Linked DNA regions of Homo sapiens: region 2 is linked to region 1. Evidence: read pairs that join two places in POLR2A ChIA-PET (ENCODE). Cell type or tissue: GM12878. All regions are shown on one strand. Links, peaks and the distances in the headings refer to the core of each region. The heading gives the core; the rest is flanking DNA. Region 1 overlaps RAD51L3-RFFL (RAD51L3-RFFL readthrough). Region 2 overlaps SLFN14 (schlafen family member 14).

What was found. Peaks named below come from ENCODE experiments on the same cell type or tissue, not always from the same donor. Only the 100,000 strongest peaks of a DNase experiment are listed, where the experiment ranks them.
Region 2: POLR2A ChIA-PET joins it to region 1 with 6 read pairs; 3 of 35 experiments call an interaction of 5 or more read pairs at or near these places.

The regions. Positions count from the first base shown.
Region 1 is chr17:35,086,902-35,091,291 of GRCh38, forward strand. The region is part of intron 5 of RAD51L3-RFFL (RAD51L3-RFFL readthrough); the gene reads right to left. It also overlaps a transcript of RFFL not described here. Among named protein-coding and RNA genes, the nearest start is that of RFFL, 25 kb to the left of the region's middle. RefSeq lists enhancers at 1,251-1,330, 1,341-1,390, 1,521-1,650, 2,367-3,018 and a silencer at 2,041-2,670. In GM12878, for the core only: CTCF peaks have their summits at 1,961 and 2,578 (motif pointing left); a DNase peak (open chromatin) is centred at 2,047; H3K4me3 peaks cover 3,190 bases; H3K27ac peaks cover 3,120 bases.
Region 2 is chr17:35,544,544-35,548,933 of GRCh38, forward strand. It overlaps SLFN14 (schlafen family member 14), which reads right to left. Exons shown (of 6, transcript NM_001129820.2): 6 at 1-4,390. The coding sequence ends at 3,696. Among named protein-coding and RNA genes, the nearest start is that of SLFN12L, 9.1 kb to the left of the region's middle. In GM12878, for the core only: no CTCF peak of the experiment used is centred there; no DNase peak of the experiment used is centred there.

The DNA.
Region 1 (4,390 bases), core at 81-4,080:
TCTCAGAAAGTCTTAGGCATGACGCTCATAGAGATGGGTGTGACTGTATTTAAATAACAATGCACATGTAATTAGAAAAGAAATTGTGCCCTTTTTTGTTATTGTTGCTGTTTGTTTTGTCTTCTTAAATGCTGGTCACTAAAAACGCCTTTTCCACAACCCTTAAGAGGTGTTCCGGCCTGGCGCGGTGGCTCACATCTGTAATCTCAGAACTTGGGGAAGCCAAGGCAGGAGGATTGCTTGAGCCCAGTTCATGACGAACAACATGGCAAAACCTCATCTCTACAGAAAATACAAAAACTAGCTGGGTGTGGTTGCACATGCCTGAGGTCCCAGCTACTCAGGAGGCTGAGAAGGGAGAGTCACCTAAGCCTAGGAGGTCAAGGCTGCAGTGAGCCATGATTACGCCACTGCACGCCAGTCTGAGTGACAGAGTGAGACTCTGTCTCCAAAAAAAAAAAAGGTGTTCCTATTAGATGGTACCAAGCAGAGTTATGTCAACTGGCTTGGTCATGAGAGAAGGTTTGAAAGAAATTGATTTTTAAGGTTTCTGAGAAGAGCTTTCTTTTTTTGTGCATGTTATTTTGGAGGCTGGTTAAACTGGTCGATTTAAATATTTACAACCCTTGATCCCAATGTAAACAAGAAATCACAACTGTCTACCTGATCAATATGAAAGTTTTTAACAGGCTGGTCTTTGTAATTAGACGGGCATTAAAATGAGTGCGTCCTAGATTACATGAACATTTTCTTCAATCACAATCAAGATATTAGCCCTGCCACATCAATCTGCAATTGTTATGAAAATATACCCAAATATTTTCAAACTTAAGAATACCTCTAAATAAACTGTAACTTCTGAATTGTACTCTAAAATTCAGAATTAGGAAATATACAATAAAAGTTCGGAAACCTTTGCCATCATCTACTTCCTTGAATGTGAAAGAGAATGTAATCAGAGAAAAGGATAAAGAAGTTGTCAAACCTGAAATCCCCTGAACAGAAAGGAGCTGCCACGGCTAGGCTGCAGCCCTAGAACTCTGTACACAAATTCAGCCCAGTACCTTGTCCCCTGCCTACTCCCATTCCTAGAAGAATGGTATAATAAACGGGCAGCCCGGCCCACATTTCAGTAAATTGAACTGTCACGGGGAGAATAAGGCACCCCAAACAGTTGCAGCGACAGTGGTTAACAGGAAGTCTCTCTGTCCTCCAAACCAATAATCAAAGGGATACATAAGGAACTCACTGCTTTCTTAGAAGGCCACATGCACCCCGGGATGTTTGCTCATCACGTCACTCTGGCCTTTAACCAGGGAGCAAAGAGACAGTTGTGGGTAAAACCCTATTTCCAAGCTAACAATTATCCTTCCTTATGGTAGACTGGGGGGTGCACGGTACACTCTTGATTACACAAGCAGTCTTCTTCCCCCCTAGAACAAATGACAGACCAACAAAAAGGAGAAAATGATATGCTGTTGTTTATCTCTTCTGCCAGCCTGAACTCAAGCTCTGAGCAGACGTGCCAGCGGAGGCTCTGGCTCCCCTGGTTCGCCAGACTTCCCCATGTCTGGTCAACTGTCTCCTGGGCAGCCGGCTGAAGAGAGGCCCCATTTCCCTCTCGGTCTTGACCGCTGCCGCACAGTGGCGACCTCACACACATCGCGAACAGAGGACAACTCCCAAGCGAGGGAACAGTGGACCCTGCGGGGAGAACCGCATTCCCAAACTTCTCCATCAAACCTCCAAACTCCAAACCTCCCTCCTCCAGCCGCCTCCTCTAAGACGGAGATAGGGACGGGCTGGTTCCTTTAAAGGGGTAAGCAGGCCGCCGCGGACCTGCCTCAGTTTCTTCTGACGTACAAAGAGGTATCTTTTCCCCACAAGCCAACTAGACCTGCCGGTCTGCAGGGCGCTTGGGGATAATCGAGGACGCACGTCTCCTGTTACTGCCCCCACAGGTGAAACGCTTTCTTTGAGGGGACTTTTCAAAGGACAGGTGTGGGCTGCCCTGAAGGCGGGGACTTCCAGCCAGCCAAGGGCTTCCCCCCACCCCTGTAGGGCAGGGAGAGTCCCAGGCCGCGCCCCACACAGAGGAAGGGCCCCCAGACCACAGCCTGACGGCACCCGACCGTCCCCCTTCCCGTCCTTCCCCAGGCCGGGCGCCCAGCGGCCCCCAGCGCCGCCGCCGCCGCCTCCTCACCTGCTGCGGCCGCCCTCCCGGCCGGCACCTAGGAGAGGAGGCGAGGGGAGGGGCCGGATCCCGGCCGCGGACGCCTCAGGCAGGGAGGCTGCGGACTCCGCCGCGGCGGCGTCTCTGGGGCTGAGGGGCACCCGGGGGCGGTCGCGACATCCTCACGGGCGGCCCCAGGAAGTCGGCCCCCCCTCCCACCCATCCCCAGCCGGCCCGGCCCGGCCCGGCCGCTCCCGCCCTCCGCGCGGCCCCGCCCCTGACTCGGCCCCGCCCCCTCTCGGGATCGCGCCTCCGCTCCCGCCGCGCCCGAGCCACCATAGAGAAGAGCGAGGCGCCCGGCGGCCTCGAGCGCGGCCTCCGCTCGCGCCCCCTGGCGGAGCTGAGGCTCCCGACGGCGGGGCCGGGCTGGCCTGAGCCGTGGGGCCGTAGGAGGCGTCGTTTCCCCAAAGTCGTGGGGTCGGCCGCTGCTGGTTACCTTGGTCACACAACTCTGCGGGAGGCGCCCAAGGGTCCAGGTCCAAGTTTCAGCTGGGTCAAGACCCGGCTTGGTGACCTTGAGCGAGTCCCTCAACACCTCTGAACGCATGTCATAAAACTTTGAAAGGTGCCTGACTTTCATGTCTCATTGACTCTCTCCTCGGTGCGATGAGCAGGCGATGGTTTCCCCCGCTTCATGATTGCAGAAACCCAGCCCCACTAGGGGTTACGAGCTTATTCAGCGTCCCACAACTGGGAGGTATTAGAAGCCGGGTCTGTGGGACCTAAAAACCCATGCTTGTCCCACTCACTCTAGCACTGCCCAGTCTAAACCGCTAGGACTAGCTACTTCCCCTCAGGAAAGTCAGGAAGCTGCTGAGGAAGGCTGTGGTAGAATGAGAATGACTCAGCGAGGATCCATCCCTGCCTTTCACCCATGCACCTTTCAGCAAGGTACCTAACCTTTACGAACTCTGGTTTTCTCATCCCAGAAACGCAGGTTGGCGTGAGGATTTAGTGAGCGCATGCATGTAGCTGTGGTTAGTAAACCGCCAAGCAGCAGGGCGGCCCAGGGGATGGTTAGCCAGCGTGGGCTACGATGCCTAGTCATGAACATAATATTAAGTTCTAATCCTTCTTTTAAATGGTGTCTAGTGACACAATTTTCTTAGGCTTTAGGTTCTATTGAGAACTCCTAGTTTTTCTGAACAATTTGTATTTTCAAACAAGGAATATCGTAAGGAAAATAAGATCATGAGCCAGGCGTGGTGGCTCATGCCTGTAATCCCAGCACTTTGGGAGGCTGAGGTGGGTGGATCACCTGACGTCAGGAGTTCGAGACCAGCCTGGCCAACATGGTGAAACCCCATGTCTACTAAAAATACAAAAAATTAGCCAGGAATGGTGGCGGGTGCCGGTAATCCCAGCTACTCGGAAGACAGAGGTTGCAGTGAGCCAAGGTCGCGCCATTGCACTCCAGCCTGGGCAACAAGGGCGAGACGACGCCTCAGAAATAATAACAATAAGATCACGTATACATATCAGACTCTGTCACTTTACAAGTATTATTTTCAATCCTCACAACCCAGCAAACTGAGTACTATTATTCCCATGTTATCAATGAGGATCTACATATTAAGTAATTTACCCAAAACTACATGGTTAGAAAAAGGTGGAGCTGGAATGTATTGCTTTTTTTTCTTTCAACCAGCAGTGTCTTGAATACACGGAGCTGCAATTTATTTATTTTTTTGAGACAGAGTCTCACTGTCACCCAGGCTGGAATGCAGTGGCGTGATCTCCGCTCACTGCAACCTCCGCCTCCCAGGTTCAAAGGATCTTCCCACCCTATAGCTGGGTCTACAGTCACCCGCTACCACGCTTGGCTAATTTGTTTATTTGTTTGCCTGTTTTTGGTAGAGACAGAGTTTCACCATGTTGGCCAGGCTGGTCTCAAACTCCTAACCTCAAGCGATCTGCCGCCTCGGCCTCCCAAAGTGCTGGGATTACCAGGACGAGCCACTGCGCCCCAAAAAGCTGGAATTTAAAACTGATTTTTTCAATCACCTGGAATGCACGGAAAGACTGACCTGCTAAAGGCCTCCCACATCCGAATTAAATGTACCCTTCATTTTCCTTCCTGGCTATTTTTGTAACTTTCCCTGATGCAATTCTGTCTGGTTTGCTTCTCTCTAAGTCTTCATTTCCAGCCCTACCCTC
Region 2 (4,390 bases), core at 124-4,123, 460 kb after region 1:
TTGAGACAGAGTTTCACTCTTGTTGCCCAGGCTGAAGTGCAGTGGCGCAATCTCAGCTCACTGCAACCTCCACCTCCCAGGTTCAAGCAATTCTCCTGCCTCAGCCTCCCAAGTAGCTGGGATTACAGGCATGCGCCACCATGCCCAGCTAATTTTGTATTTTTAGTGGAGACAGGGTTTCTCCATGTTGGTCAGGCTGGTCTTGAACTCCTGACCTCAGGTGATTCACCCACCTCAGCCTCCCAAAGTGCTAGGATTACCAGCATGAGCCCCTGCGCCCAGCCTGATTTAAGAACTTTTAATTTTGCCTTTCTCCATTTCCGAAGCTTCCATGATAATATTATATTACCCTTCTTTTTAAAAGTAAGTTTTAGAAGCTTCTCACAGTTTCTAAAGCTTCTCTTTTATCTTAGTTATTTCATTTAGTTAATTGCTTTATCCATCATATTAAGACTTTGTAGAAAACATTGAGAATTCTAAAACAACCAAGTTAGTCCATTATTCTTAGTCCCCACCAGTTCCTAATCTTACATTTGAATCTAATGAACTATCATCATAGATCCTTAATTTGACCTGTTGCCTAAAAACAATTGAGTTGCCTTTATTGTTCCCTTATTCTTCATTATTACAGTGTTAAAGATTATTCTCCACACTGACTTCTTTGAAATCTCTAACATTAGAAATTCATACTATCGAATTGAATCATTGTAGATTCTAGTTTTCTAAAAGCTACAAGTACAATTCAGCAAATATTTACTGAGCACCTGCCCTGTGTGAGGCACTGTACTAGTTGCTCTAGGGGAAATAAGGATGTGTAAGTGACTCATCCTCTTACTCTCAAGGAGCTCACAGTCTTAATAGGAAGAGAAATGTGCACACATTTTTTGAGGACAGAAAGAACAGACTAGGAGAAGGGTTCAATGGTTCTCAACCCTTGTGACATATTAGAATCATTTGGATTTTTTTTAAGAGATAGAGTCTTGCTCTGTAACCCAGGCTGGAGTGCAGTGGAGTAATCATAGGTCACTGTAGCCTCAAACTCCTGGGCTCAAGTGATCCTCCCACCTTGGCCTCTGGAGTAGCTAGGATTAAAAGCATGCACCACCATGCCCAACTAAGTTTTTAAAAAAATTTTTTTTGTAGAGATGGGGTCTTGTTATGTTGCCCAGGCTGGTCTCCAACTCCTGGCTTCAAGTGATTCCCCCAGACCTCAGCCTCTCAAAGTTCTGGTATTACAGGCACCAGCCACTGCACCCTGCCTGGACAACATTTAATAAATACCGATGCCCGAGCCTGTGTTCAGACACACTGAGGTTAATTAGTCTGGTGTCTGGCCTGATCACTGATTTTTTTTAAGTCGCCCAGGAAATTATAATGAGCATCCAGGGTTGAGAATCACTGAGTTAGTTATTCTACTTTCATCCTGATTGAATTGTTTCACTAGACTAAGAACTGACAAAGACTCTCAAATTCAATATTTAAAACAATTCTTTACAAATCAATTCTTTTATTAAAAATTATATGATGCATGCATATATTTTAAAAAGTCAAATGGTACTAAGGCTTATGACTAAAATATAGCAATTCCTTGTCCCACTCATACTCCTTCATACTCTGTTGACTTTGACTGTTTAAATTATTTTTATAGAATTCATACATCTCCCTACATCAGAATGTCAATGCACTGGCATCTTTTGCAAAACCGATTGCTGAACTTCATTTCCTCCTATCCAAAACTACCCTAAAGCCCCCAAGGAAAGGTAAAAAGGAAGAAACACCAGGTAATTAGAGCAGTAGGAAGCAAGGGAGAGGTTTTTCTTTTCAACCCGTGCCTAGGTACAGACTAGCCCTTCTAATGGGCCTAAGCAATTCAGAAAGGCAGCTAAGAGAGCTTCTCGAAACCCTGCCTGCTCTTCCACCTCTTGGAAGGCTGAGGGGCTTTATCTAAAATCATAACCAAAATTTCCACATGTCTCCTGGATTCAAGCCTCCCCAGAGTCAATCAAGTTATCCTAAACTTTTCTAGAAGTTAAAAACAGTTTGGAAATATGAATACTTCCAAAGCAATTTAAAAATCCTTGCAAAAGCAAGAGTAATTTGAAGAGTACAGAATTGGCTCAGCCATTTGGGGAACTGACTAGAAAAGGGGAACTTTGATTTCATTTCTAATATGTATCATATACATTGGAAAGTTTCACTTAGGGAGATAATAAAAGTTTAATTGAGGTAGTAGGCATTTGAAAAAGGATGTGATTGCCAAGTAAGGATTTCAAAGGTGGAGGGGACAGAAAAGGGTTTAAAGACTGAGAAAATGGCACAGGCACAGACCAGGAGTCGGGGATGTGTGTGGGTGGTGTTGGTGGTAAAGTTGCCACCAAGGATCCCCATAAACTCTGAGAGTTGGATTTAAAAATTAGCACCAAGTCATAATGGAAGAAATCAGAGATGTGCAAAGGCCCCTTGTAGGAAGACTACTTTCCAGGCCAGCGGCAGAGTATAAGGCATTTCTAGCCTACATGAATGTATTCACATACATAGAGGATAAATGTAGGCAAAATTTGTATATGTTGGGGGCAGTAAGGAGAGGGTTGGTGGTGAACCTGGAAATTTTAGAAACCAAGACAGAGAAAAAAAAATTCATCTGAGGGCAAAGAATAATGAAAAACTAGTCATCCTTAGCATTCTAAATTTGCTTTAGCTTGTAAACTGTAAACTAATTTGTCTAGTCCTTGTGATAGAAATATCTTTATTTTAGAAATTATTGCAATCTTATTTTATATTAAGTTGGTGCAAAAGTAATTGTGGCTTTTGCACTTTTGCACCAACCTAATAGATATTGCAATAGTCTAATATAATCTGAAGATTTTTAAGATTTGAATCAAATTACCAGCTTCCCTTACTGTAAGGCTATGTTCATATAATTTGGCTTCCTATATTACTGTTGAGGGCACTGATTAGCAAAAGCATTTGACCCACTTATGACTATGGTCCTCACTATAAATTAACAGAGTAACATTTTGATGTATGCATTGGTCCTTTGTGAGCTTGATTAGCATAAAGCATCCCCAAGAGACTGATCTAGACTTGGTACAAAAAGGCAATCAAGTTCTGGACCTGGAAAGCTTGAGACCCATAGCCAGTATGAGGTGCCAGTCAATTGGCTACTTTTGAGACCTATGCAGTCAAAGTAACCAGCCTGGAGGGCACCATACCACCACCCAAAAATTATGCCAGGTGGGCTGGGGTGCATGAGAAACATGGGGAGATGGAGATACAATAAAGGATGTGGTTGGGAGAGCAAGTCAGGGCATATTAATGAAAGCCTTGAAAATTGGTTAGGTTTGAAGGCTGTGGGGACTCATTGAAGATATGTTAGCAAGGTATTACATAAAATCAGTTCTCTATTTGAGGAAAAATTCTCTGATGGATGACAGCTGGATTGAGTGGGAAAGCTGGAGACAGGGGACTAATGAAGTCTATTGTAATTGTATAGGTAGGAGGTGAAGGAAATTGTGAAAAGGCCAGTGGCATTGAAATAGAGTGGAAGGCTCAGCTCCAAGAGACATTTCTGTGGCTCCAGGCCATACTGATGTGCCTTGATTTCCTCACTTGTAATATTAAAATGGAGTCACTGCTACCTGTCTAGGAGAAAGGACTCTGCTCTTCCTGTCTTCCTCTATTATTTGTAATAATTTTCAGTAGGCTGCCCTCTTTTCATAAAGCAGGTAGAGGTGTTTAATGGCTCTTGAAGCAAAGCAGAGCTTATGAAATTCCTCTGACTGGTCACATTCTGGACTAAGCCCAAACACGACAGTCCTCTCCAGGCCTGAAAATTGCTGAATACTGTCTAAAACAATGTGACTTCCCCAAACACCGGTGGCCGGGCTAAACACAACCTCTGATGGTCTGTGGGTCTCAATTAATTCCATTGCTTTGAGTAGTGCAAGCCTATAGCGTCCTCTGTCCTCCCCTCTCCTGCACAGAATTGCTATATCTTTGGGCAGATAGCCACACTGGAACAGGCTGTGACATTTTCTTGCCACATAGTTAGCTATTTGTTCTGTTGTCAGATTAGTCTTTGTCTCACACACCCCAGGCAGAGCCTGGGCACACGTTGCTTCCTCATAGGCAGTCTCGCTGAACAATGCTAATGTGTCTGGAGACATGTTGGAGGGAGGATTTTCTTTGATCCTCTTCATTTCTTCTTTCATAACCTTCGCTATTTCCAGAGCACAGTGGATCCCACTGGTGATTGTTTTTCGAGGAAACTGAGCAGATGGAGGGGGAAGGCCATTGACATCTGCGTGATGGATTTGAAAAGGGTCAAGAAAAAGCCAGAGAATCCCATGGTGAAGGTTTTCACTTCCAGTCCCCTTCGCCTTTGGATGGG